2 separate regions of the Mus musculus genome follow, and region 1 is linked to region 2. A link is a contact called in ENCODE POLR2A ChIA-PET data. All regions are on one chromosome and are shown on one strand. The core of a region is the stretch at or near the end of the contact, and the rest is flanking DNA. Distances in the headings are between cores, read along the strand shown.

Region 1 (5,879 bases), core at 2,373-4,872, 170 kb after region 2:
TGATGGAAGCCTTTTATGGCTGTCCCCTAAGAGGCTCTCCCAGAGCCTGACAAATACAGAGGCAGATGCTTGCAGCCAACCATTAATTGGACTGAGCACAGGAGTCCCAGATGGAGGAGTTGGAGAAGGGACTGAAGGAGCTGAGAGGGTTCACAGCCCCATGGAGGGAGCAACAGTGTCAACAGGCCAGACCAACACCCCTTGAGCTCCCAGGGAGTGGACCACCAACCAAAGAATACACATGAAGGGACTCATGGTGCTGGCCGCATATGTGGCAAGGGTAGCCTTGTTGAACATCAGTGGGAGGAGAGGCCTTTGGGCCTGAGGGTGTTCTATGCTCCAGTGTAGGCCAGGGAGGGAAGAGAGGAGTGGGTGGGTGGGTAGGTGTATGAGCATCCTCATAGAGGCAGGGGAAGGGAGGTATGGGATAGGGGGTTTCTGAAGGGGAGACCTGGAAAGGAGAAAACATTTGAAATGTAAATTTAAAAAATCCAATAAAAAAAGCAAATAAAAAGAAAGATCTCTTCAACTCCTTCCTCTCATCCTTTCCTCTCTCTCTCTCTGTCTCTCTCTCTGTCTCTCTCTCTGTCTCTCTCTCTGTCTCTGTCTCTCTCTCTCTCTCTCTCTCTCTCTCTCTCTCTCTCTCTCTCTCTCTCTCTCTCTCTCTGTGCTCAGTGTTCTACTAGAGCTATACCCTCTGTCCTCATTTTCCTTTTTAAAATTTGAGACAGGGTCTCACTAAGTTGCTGAGGCAGGTCTTGAACTTGTGATCTTCCTGCCTCAACTTCCCTAGTAGCCAGAAATACAGACTTTAGCCACTTGCCTAGCATCGCTTCTCATTTTTAAATAGGGCTGTCTTTTGTTGAGTTTAGAGTTATTCATATATTCAAGACAGACTGTAAGAGACAGAGCTTGCAAATTGTTTTCCCAATCTGTATTATCGTTAAAAAAGAAAACCTTTTAAAGATTTAATGTGTACAAGTGTTTTGCCAGCATGTATCTATGTGATTTCACAGGTGTGGTGGTGCACATGGAGGTCAGAAGAGGGATTAGATCCCCTTCGTCTGTAGTTATAAGAGGTTGTAAACTACCATTTTGGTGCTGGGGACCAAGGTCTTCTGCAAAAGCAACAAGAGCTGCTTGTTGTTGTTGTTGTTTAGGGGGGGGAGTTAAAAAAGTCCCTCTACATACTGGCCTTGGACGCACAGAGATCAGCCTGACTCTGTGTCCTGAGTACTAGGGTTAAAGAAGGTTGATACCATGCCTGGCATAATAAGAGCTCTGAACCATGGAGCCATCTCTCCAGCCCTCTGTATTGTCTTTCCATTTGCTTCTTCAGGTAGTGCCATTATGTAACCCAGGCTCTTGTCCTGCTGTACTGAGTTCTGGGATGACAGACATACACCCTGTACCTGGGCCATTTTACTTTCTTGACAATGGTTATATTAGTCTGGGAGGGCAACCATATGATATCATTGGGGATTTTTCTTGATACATATATATGTGTGTGTGTATATATATATATATATGTATATGTGTATATATACATATATATGTATATATATATATAAAACAAGGTTTCATATAGCCAAGCCAGGCCTCAAACTCACTATATCCATCTCTCTTTCTCTCTCTCTCTCTCTCTCTCTCTATATATATATATATATATATATATATATATATATATATATATATGCAAGAATGGCCTTGAATTTGTCATTCTCATACCTCTATCTTGCAAGTGCTGGAATTATAGATATATATGGCACTGTACCAGGCTAACATATAAGTTTTTAAGGAACCTAATTCAATCCATAACACTCTGCTCTCCAGGCTTCTAAGTTCTCATATATATTTTTTGACAGTCCCCAAATTCTTATCCCATGTCACTATCAAACTGTAAATCCAATGTCTTATCAAAATATAGGTAGAAGGTTATGAAGTCACAATCCTGTAATTCCAGCATATGATTGGGCAGGAGAATTGCTTGTGCCTTGGAGTTAGAGACAGGTACAGGCAATATATTGAGACACACACCCCACCCCCTAGATGTGGAAGTAATAGAAAGTAAACCTACCAAAACTTTCCAAAGAAAACAAAAAATTAAAAAAAAAACAAATGATTAAATGTCCCTAATCTTGAAAATCTGAAATTCTCCAGAACTTCTTGACTACTACGATGCAGCAAACAAAAACTTTCATACAGATGAAACACTTTTGCATAAATTAAAAATATTTTAATTACCTTCACACTATTGATTTCCTTATGCAATAAACCTTTCTTCCAGGAAAAAAAAAATGCCCTTTAAGATACACTTAAAAGTTACAGTTCTATTAGTCTTTAAGGCACAGATGAGAAATGTCTTGAAAAATAATCCCAGAACAGGATGACTCAAGAACACTGGCTTTTCTTCCAGAGGACCTGGGTTCAATTCCCATCACCCACATGGCAGCTCATGTCTGTAACTCCTGTTTCAGGGTTCCAAGGGTTCATACATACATATATATGTCATAACACCAAAACACATAAATAATTTTTTTTAAAAAACCAATGAGTTTTTGTGGATAAGTTACCTGGATGCCCAAGAAATGAAATCTTTTAATAAGCTCTCCTGGCCGATGGCTAGTCACCTTGTTTGGCTGTACATCCTCTAAGGATTAAGTAGTCCTGTTGTGGTACTGAAGGGAATGGAGGATGAAATGAAATTGATGAATGAAAAAATAATATATAGTAAAATGTTAGTAGGATTTATGAAGGAGCCTAAAATTATAACCATAGGAGGCAAATCTAAGTAAAATGATGAGTCTTAACTTTTGTCATCTCAAAGGCATTTTAAATTATCTTAATAAACCCTTGGAGGCAGGGACTAAATATAATTCACACCACTCTTAGTTTTGGGGAGCGACTTTCATCTACATCCTGAATAGCTGGTGTTCCACTCTTTGCCATGGTCCTGACAAAAGAAAGTCTATTGAGGTTTAGCACAAAACTGGGTTGCCTGAAAGAAGACATCTACAGCCTTGTGGCTTTGCCTTGGTGCTTGGTGCATTTGGCATATTGCTGGCACTGCCTGTGGACGTTAGCTCCCGCCCATGCCCCAGCCCCGGGCACAATCCCTACATAAAAGTGGTACCCCAGAGCATTACCTTCTGAGGCCACAAGCCAGCGAGCCCTAGACTAACGGTGCCTAAGGCCACTTTAGCGGACAATCCCAGATTGATCCTTCAGGAGGCGACCAGTAACGGTCCCCGGAGGGGGAGGGGTGACTCTACTGTCTGGGAAAGGGGTTCCGCTCCGAGCGGCTGACAGTGCCTTCCTGAGTCCGACGGGGTCTCTACGGCCGATCCGCTGCACCTACAACCTCTCCAGGGCCGCCCTGGCCTCCTCTCCCCTGGACTACGAGCTCCGTGTGCGAGAGGCCGCGTTACGAGTGGACGCTCCGAAATGCGACTCTGCTTCCTTGCTGGGTTATCACCGCTGCCCGGAGCCACCGGCTTCCCACCCCTACCCAGTGGAAGCTCACTGCCGGTCGCGTGCAACCTGAGGACTGCTGGAAGGACCGGTGAGCGCTGGGAGAGGAGCGCTGGCACGTGGGAGGCGGGGCCTCGGTGTGACGCCAGCGGCTGAGGGCGGAGCTCAGGGGTCCAGAGGGCAGAGCCCGGATGTGGAGAAATAGACTGAGGGCGGGGCTTGGTGCGCGAGAGGCGGAGCCCGGTGGGGAGCAACAGGACGAGGGCGGAACGTAGGCAGGCAAGAGGCGGAGCCCGGGCCTGAGGCACCAGTCTGTGGGCGGTGCTTGTTGCTCGAGAGTGGTGCAATAACTGAAGGATAAACTTAACAAAGTGTGAGAGGCAGAGCCCAGGGATTCAGTGGTCAGCTTGGGGTGGAGTTTAGAACTGCCAGACTCTGTCTGTGGCCAGTGCCCAAGCTAGTCGTTCTAGACCATGGCTGGGAAGGTAGGAGCTGTGGCTGCTGTTTCCCGACTCCTCCGGGCAGGCGCAGACCAAAGCGATCTATACCTCCGGAGCACACCACATTCCCACCCACCCAGCCGAGCTACGGAAACTCGCGGGGGCTCAGGGGGTCATAGTTGAAGTCCCTCAGTGGGATTTGGAAGGTGCGGGTCCTAGTGTGGGAGGTGGATGGAGAGTTGACTCCGTGGTTAAAAGAACCTTGCAGAGGACCTGGGTTTTATTCTCAGCATCCAGGTCGAGACTCACCTAGGGTGGGAGGGAATGGAAGGCATCATGGGAGAGGTAGTGGAAAAGCAGAGAGATATGAGAGCCCTGACGTTTGTTGCGAGGCTAGGATGGTTCTGATGGAAAATGTTGAAAATGAACTTTATGGGCACAAGAAACAAATAACTGTACGACGATGAGTTGTAAAATCCCTTAAAGTTTCAAACATTGGTGTTAAACTCCTCAAGTATATATTAAAAGTGAGCTTTTTAATTCAGTCAGGAACTCCCAGTAGGGGGCGCGCTGTGCCCTAGCTAGGTGAAAGTGAGACTCAAAGATTTGTTGGGCCAAAGTTTTTACTTTGAAGATTACCAGCTAGAAGCAGCTGATCATAATCATGTTCTGCTTTGAAGTGCGTGCTTTACCCTCCACTAGAATTGATATTTTGTTTTTATCTTTTCATTTTCGTGATTGGAAGGTTTTTTGTGGTTACTGGTATTGTAGGTTGGCAGAGTGCTGGCTCCCCATCAGTGAGGTCCTGGATTCAGTCCCAGCTCTGAAGAAAAACAGATGTACTTGAAAACTTGTTTTTGAACCTCGATATTGTTTATCTGGATATGTTTAAATATATGCTATATAATGTAGTTGGTATGGAAGAATTATTTCAAAGAGAGAGTAAGTCAGTTCTATCTTTTTGAACGTGCAAAGAAACCTAATAACCTATTTCACTTTCGCCTTATTCTTTTTTTTTTTGGGGGGTGCAGCGAACTTTATTGATGGTATTCAAGAGAGTAGGGAGGGCTCCCTAGGCCCCTCCTGTTATTATGGGGTCTGAGATGGAAATTGTGAGGGAGATGCTCAGTGTTGGGGGCCGAGTTGGGATAGGGCCTCTCTCTTGCTCAGTGTCCTTGCTGGGGTGGGTGGTCCAGGGTTTCTTACTCCTTGGAGGCCATGTAGGCCATGAGGTCCACCACCCTGTTGCTGTAGCCGTATTCATTGTCATACCAGGAAATGAGCTTGACAAAGTTGTCATTGAGAGCAATGCCAGCCCCGGCATCGAAGGTGGAAGAGTGGGAGTTGCTGTTGAAGTCGCAGGAGACAACCTGGTCCTCAGTGTAGCCCAAGATGCCTTTCAGTGGGCCCTCAGATGCCTGCTTCACCACCTACTTGATGTCATCATACTTGGCCTGATAAGAACAAACCCCAAGATGACTATCCTTGTCCCAAGTCACTGTCACACCAGAGACAAGCCCAGCTCTCCCCATACATACAGGTTTCTCCAGGCGGCACGTCAGATCCACAACGGACACATTGGGGGTAGGAACACGGAAGGCCATGCCAGTGAGCTTCCCGTTCAGCTCTGGGATGACCTTGCCCACAGCCTTGGCAGCACCAGTGGATTGCAGGGATGATGTTCTGAGCAGCCCCACGACCATCACGCCACAGCTTTCCAGAGGGGCCATCCACAGTCTTCTGGGTGGCAGTGATGGCATGGACCGTGGTCATGAGCCCTTCCACAATGCCAAAGTTGTCATGGATGACCTTGGCCAGGGGGGCTAAGCAGTTGGTGGTGCAGGATGCATTGCTGACAATCTTGAGTGAGTTGTCATATTTCTCGTGGTTCACACCCATCACAAACATGGGGTCATCGGCAGAAGGGGCGGAGATGATGACCCTTTTGGCTCCACCCTTCAAGTGGGC
Region 2 (5,564 bases), core at 681-3,180:
AGCTTCCTTCCCCTTCTCCAGAAAAGTGGCCCCCTCCACATACACCCCCCCAAAGTTTTTCTTAAAAGTGGATCACTCCACAGGAGATGCACACTACTGCCATGCAGCCTCGCTGAGATGTCTTTCTCCTGCCCCCAGGCTCCTCCTGGACCATGCTTGGCAGCTGACGGCCTCCAGCCAGTGGCAGGACGGAGCCTGGGGATGAGCCAAACATCTGTGCTGAGTAGTCTGAGCTCTGGTGAAGAAAGACGGAGGCAGGCAGTAGTGAGGACGAAAGAAGCAGAGATGAATTAAGTTTTCATCCAGTTTGTGTAACTCGTAAGTACTTGTGCACACAGTCACCAGCGTCACACATGAGACAGACGATATTCCCAAGCCAGCCCATCCATTGACACTTTCTCTAGAAAAATCATCTCCCTTTGTCCTTTTTGCTCATCCTGGAGGCTCCTGGAGCCTGGGAAAGAGTGGCCTGGCCAAGTGCTGGCTGCCCAGCCCACAGCAATCCCTCAAAAGCAGCAGCCTGTCCCTCATCGTGTATGGCTGCTTCCTCCTCTTCCTGGGAACCATGTAAATGAGCAGGGGACTGTGACCTCCACACCCCCACCCCACCCCCACAATGCTACAGACTGGCCTCCTGCCTCCAGGAGCAATAGAAGAAACTCAGAAACCATCCTCACGGCCCCCCACCAACCCAGGGGCACAGCTGTGCCGTCTGACCCACACCCATGATGCAGGTTCCCTGGTGCAGGTACTTCAGTGTGCCTTTTTTTTGGGAGAAGGAAGCAGTGGCAAACTTTCCAGCTTCCTGGGAGCAGAACGTGTCTCTCCTGGAAGACTGACAAGTTGAAGCCTCCATTCAGCCATGGAGAAGAGGGAAAAGGGAACAGAAAGATGCAGGGAGTGGGAGGGTGCCTTCAATTTTTAAAAGCACTTACCTTTGGGCAGATAAGGTAGAGCGAGGAGGAAGTAGAAGATATTCCTAGGGTGGAAAGCAAGGAGAAGGAGCAACGGAAGACTCAACAGTAAGGACTTACCCAGAATATCAAATTGAAGAGGAACATCGTGTACTTCAAGCAGCAGAGACAGCCCCTGGCCATGTTGCACTTCTTAAATTCTAGGAGGAACACAAAGGACAGGTCCAGGTAAAACACCACGTACTTGCTGCCTTTGGGTGCATTGTACTTGTCAGTCTTAATGCCGGCCTCCGTGCGGCTCTGACCCCGCGAACCCGCGGTGCCGTAGAAGGCGCCAGCCGTGAAGCCGCGGCCGAACGGGCGGCCAGAGGTGGACGGCTTGGCAAAGTCCGAGTCCTTGCTGTCCAAAGATGGACTCCGGTGGATCGAAGAATCCTCGCTACTCGACTTCTCCATGCTCGCCTCGTTCCCGGGGGGCACGAGGGGCGGGGGGCATTGCTCCCAGAGTGGGACGGAGGGGGCACCCCGGTCGGGCACGGGTTCTGAGCAAGCTGGCTGTTGGAGCTTCGCACGCCCCCTCTCTGCACCCGCGAGCAATAGCGGAGCAACCAACTGCCGGGGGTTCACTGCCTCTGGGACGGCGCCCCGCTCCCAGCCTTAGCCCGCTGGCCCGGGAGGGCTCTGCGGCACTGTTATAAGCACGCTTGGGGAGCCGGCTCGCCTGCGTAACTAGGCTTCTTTAGGGAGGCTGCAATTTGACTGCTCTTTCCCGGGCGGCTGCACCACCGACCGGACGCAGCACTCGAGGCGAAAGGGCGCTGGGATCCAAGCTCCGCAGGCACGCCTCTTCCAACCCGGAGCCCCACCACTTTGCGGGCGCTCGGCCTCCCTTGCTCCGCGACTTTGCGGAGCCGCTGCCGGCCCTGGGCTGCCCGGGTGCGCCGCGGGCAGAGAGCCTCGGATCCGCTGCAGCTGCAACCGCTGGGCTTGCCCTGCGAAATTCCAGCCCTGACTCTCGACTCTGAAATCGCCTAGAGCCCCTTCCCCGGGCTCTGGGCCCCGCCCCCTGCTTTGCATCCGACCAATGGGCTCAAGGTCTGCCTGGCTCCGGTAGGGGAGCTACCCCCCTCCCCAATGACACAATATCTTTAATAGGATTAGCGGTCTGCTTGTGTGCCTAAACTAGTGTGCCCAGAACCCTTCTAAATGTCAAGGGCTCGCTCAGTGGCTAGGAATGAACTAACACCTCCATGGGAAAGCACTGGTTTCTTGCCCCAGCAAGGGCCGCGACTAGAGGAGGGGGAGAACTGGAGACACCAAGAACCCTAGGAAGCCAGAGGATAGGTCTGGGGGGAAAGGCTGGAAGGGAAAGAAACGGTGGCCACTACTAGGCTGGCCTCCGCCCCCTAGGAACGTCGGGCCTGTCTAGCCTGGGGCACATGGTCCCAAGCAGTACCTTTACACACACACACACACACACACACACACACACACACACACACACACACACACACACACACACACACACCACGCTTTTGCACACGTGAGAATGGCTACTGCGCACTGGTAGAGGGGCCGCAGCAGAGACGCAAGGTGTAGGAAAGCGCCCTCAGGCCTCCGCGGGGCGCGCCGCCCTCCCTGCCCCCTCCACGCGCACACGCACGCGCGGCTCCGAGAGACTCCTGCAGCTGCGCAAGCCCCCGCCTCCGCGTTCCCGAGTGGGACGGCGGGCTGCAAGGGGCAGGCGGCTCAAGTGGGGCACTGCTTTTTGCCAGCAGAAGAGCAAGGTAGCAATGCTTTTTTGGTCACACCCGAGTCCTCTCGGAGCCGAGGTCAGAGAAAAGACAGGAGGTATGTGCCTGCCAGAGGAACATCCAAAAACAGCCCTTCATCCTCTTGTGAAGCGCTGCAATGAAGACAGCCTCCTCTGGGCTTATATGCAGAAGTCTGCATTGCTGACCTGGGGCCACCACGGTTTGCAAATGATAAAAACTAGAAGACTGAGTGGGGTGGGGGTGCGGGGGTTAGACACTGAGTCTCTCCTTTGTGCAGTGAGTCAGTGTGGGAGCTAAGTTTTACCAGGCTCCCAGCAGCTAACAAGGAGCTCAGCCTCTGGAAGGTACTCCATAGGGACGGCTAGATGGAGTCTACTCTGCAACCCCCAACCCTCTATCCTGAGCCCCAAGGGGGAGCCCTTGAGGAAACACCATAGTACTACTGCCTGCCCTTTGGGCAGCACAAAATCTAGTTAGGACAGGAAGTTACTGGAGGCACAGATAGACTCAGATGGTTGTGGCTATGCCCCGAGGGGTGGGGGGTGGGGGCAGTGATTCCAACTAGGGGGAATTCACCTTCACTTTGCCCCACCACCACCCTAGAGGTGATAACTCTGAGATCTGTTTTGACTCTTCTGGGTCCCTTCTGAACTCAGAAGCAAAGCTCTGTGTGAACAACCACCACTGGGTCTCTCCTTTGGGGACCAATGGTCCTGAGATACTGTCTGAAAAAAAAAAAAAAAACAAAGACAAAAGAAAAAAGAAGCAAATGTCTAGCTGGCTCCCGTGAGAGTGCTGAGCTCTTTGACCAGGACATCTAACACCTCCTGTCCTCTTCAGCCTCACCTGCCTGCTCCAGGATACAAGGTTACCACTTCTGTCTTAGAACGTTACTTCCGGTGGGGGCACCCCCCAGCTGGACTAGAGTCAGGAGAGCTGCTGTCCCCTGGCTGGCCACCATTCCTCCTGTCAGTGTGGAGTTCAGGAATACCCAGGTGTCTTATATGTGGAGTGAACCGACAGGGGCGAGACCAGTCAGAGCAAACAGGCTCTGAACACAAGATGGTACCGTTATATCTCGGAAGGAATGACGTGTCCCCAAGGGTCCCCATGCTAGCCCCTGCCTGATTAGTCTTTTCCCATCTCTTCTCCCTAGCTCACACCTGCATCGGTCACACCAGTCTCCCCTGGTCCCTGGTCTGCCCCATCATTGTGTCTGATTAGAAATGAATGTGTACCTCCAGGGCTTGGGACCAGAAAGTCAGGCGGTAACAGGCAGGCAAGAGAAGAAGGCTGCCCAGTGTCACGGCCCTGCTTCCCCTAGTCACCCTTGTCAAAGCTACAGTGAAGTCTCACTGCGACACCTGGCTGAGTCACAATCAGACTAATAAGAGAAAATGCAGTTCATCAGCCCTTACATCCACCAGGCTGACCCTACCACATAGGTGTGGTGACCGTTCTGTTTTAGGGAAAAGGAAACGGTAGGTTTGGGTGTGCTTTCCAAGCCCATGTGCCCTCCTCTCTTGGATCTTAAACACTTGATGCCCTTGGCAGTCTTCCAGTCTAACAGAAAAAGTACGAGAGGGAGCCTGGGATGGCATGGGGTTGGGGGCGTGGGGTTATTAGGTAAAAGCATACTGAATTAGGGGAACAGGGAGGAAGATGGCTGGGGCGATGCTCTGGACAGGACAGGTAATCAGCCAGGTCCTGAGGGCTGTAATAAAGAGTGGAGAGGGGGAGGTACAGCAGAATGTAGGAGGAAGAGAGGACAAAAACAGATGGAGTCAGATCGCACCCCTCCCCTTGGGGAAACCATTCACTAGTAACAGGTCAATATGGGCAGGTTCCTGGGCATCCATAACAAGATGAATGGGACAACCCAGGGGTCCCAGGAGCTCACCAGCTAACTTGCTAGCTCTGGAAACCAGCCCTTCTATCCTGGCTCCACTTGTACCCTGGGAAGTCCAACAGAGTGATGCAGAGCCCACACAGCAGGCTGAGTGGGGAGAGCTGCCCTGTGGCCCTGCCTTGGACCAGGGCTTTTTGAAGTGGGTAAGGGAAGAAGGACTTGACTGTGGCCCGCTCAGGAAGCAGTTGAGGGAGCAGGCCTGGGTGAGAACAGGAGCTACTTTGCAAGCTACTCTGTGTAGCATGTGAAAGTTGGAGCTATACTCTGCAACGTCCGGGGAGCCAGGCCTGTGGTCACCGTGGGGCCTAGGAAGCTGCCTGCATCTGGCAACGGGGGTGGGGGGACAGAGAGACAGTGAAAGGCTAGCACTGGCTGCTGTAGTTCCTTAGATCTGGGATTCCAGACGCTACTCTCCCAGTCCCTCTCAATCCTCCCTATCAGGTCCAGAGGAGCCTGAAGGCACTGGCTGCCGCTGAGGGGCTGAGGGGCTCTCTGCATGCAGACAATGCAGACCAGCTTTCCCTCTCCCCCAGGATTTTTTTTTTTTAAGGAAAAAAGAAAAGAAAAAAGAGAGGGGTATAACAAGTGCAAAACTCTCAAAGAAGAGCAAGAAAAGTAAATGTGAGAAACCGAGAAGCAGACATTCCAGATCTGACTGGCAGCCAGGAGACAAGAACTTCCCGGGAAATGCCAAGCTTTGTGCCTCTACAGAACTTCCCAGGCACCAGGAGGGGCAGGGCTCATTCTCCCTCGATTTCCTCATCAGGTGTATACCTTCTGGCTCAAGCTGGCCACTCCTGTATGTGACGGTGTGTGGCAGCATCTCACAGCCCTAAGCTGAGCCACGACACCAGACTTGAGGGGAGCCCAAGGTGCTGCTTGCAGCGACCAGGGATAAGCAGGCTGGAGGACCCTGTAGAAGGCAGGTTCACGCCCCAGGCTCTAGACTACAAATTTGGCATCTTT

The links. ChIA-PET counts read pairs that join two places held with the same protein, here RNA polymerase II (POLR2A).
Region 1: POLR2A ChIA-PET joins it to region 2 with 16 read pairs in embryonic stem cell. The contact joins the enhancer-like site here to the promoter of Tspan9 in region 2. POLR2A ChIA-PET finds 5 or more read pairs at or near these places in 2 of 5 experiments (Patski and embryonic stem cell).

The regions. Positions count from the first base shown.
Region 1 is chr6:128,197,034-128,202,912 of GRCm38, forward strand. It overlaps the pseudogene Gm4691. Among named protein-coding and RNA genes, the nearest start is that of 9330102E08Rik, 16 kb to the left of the region's middle. Within about 2 kb of position 3,623, at least 1 of the 3 ENCODE cell types and tissues checked has a DNase peak (open chromatin) inside an H3K27ac peak, as active enhancers do.
Region 2 is chr6:128,033,132-128,038,695 of GRCm38, forward strand. It overlaps Tspan9 (tetraspanin 9), which reads right to left and starts at 1,931. Exons shown (of 7, transcript NM_001379136.1): 1 at 1,035-1,931. The coding sequence starts at 1,370.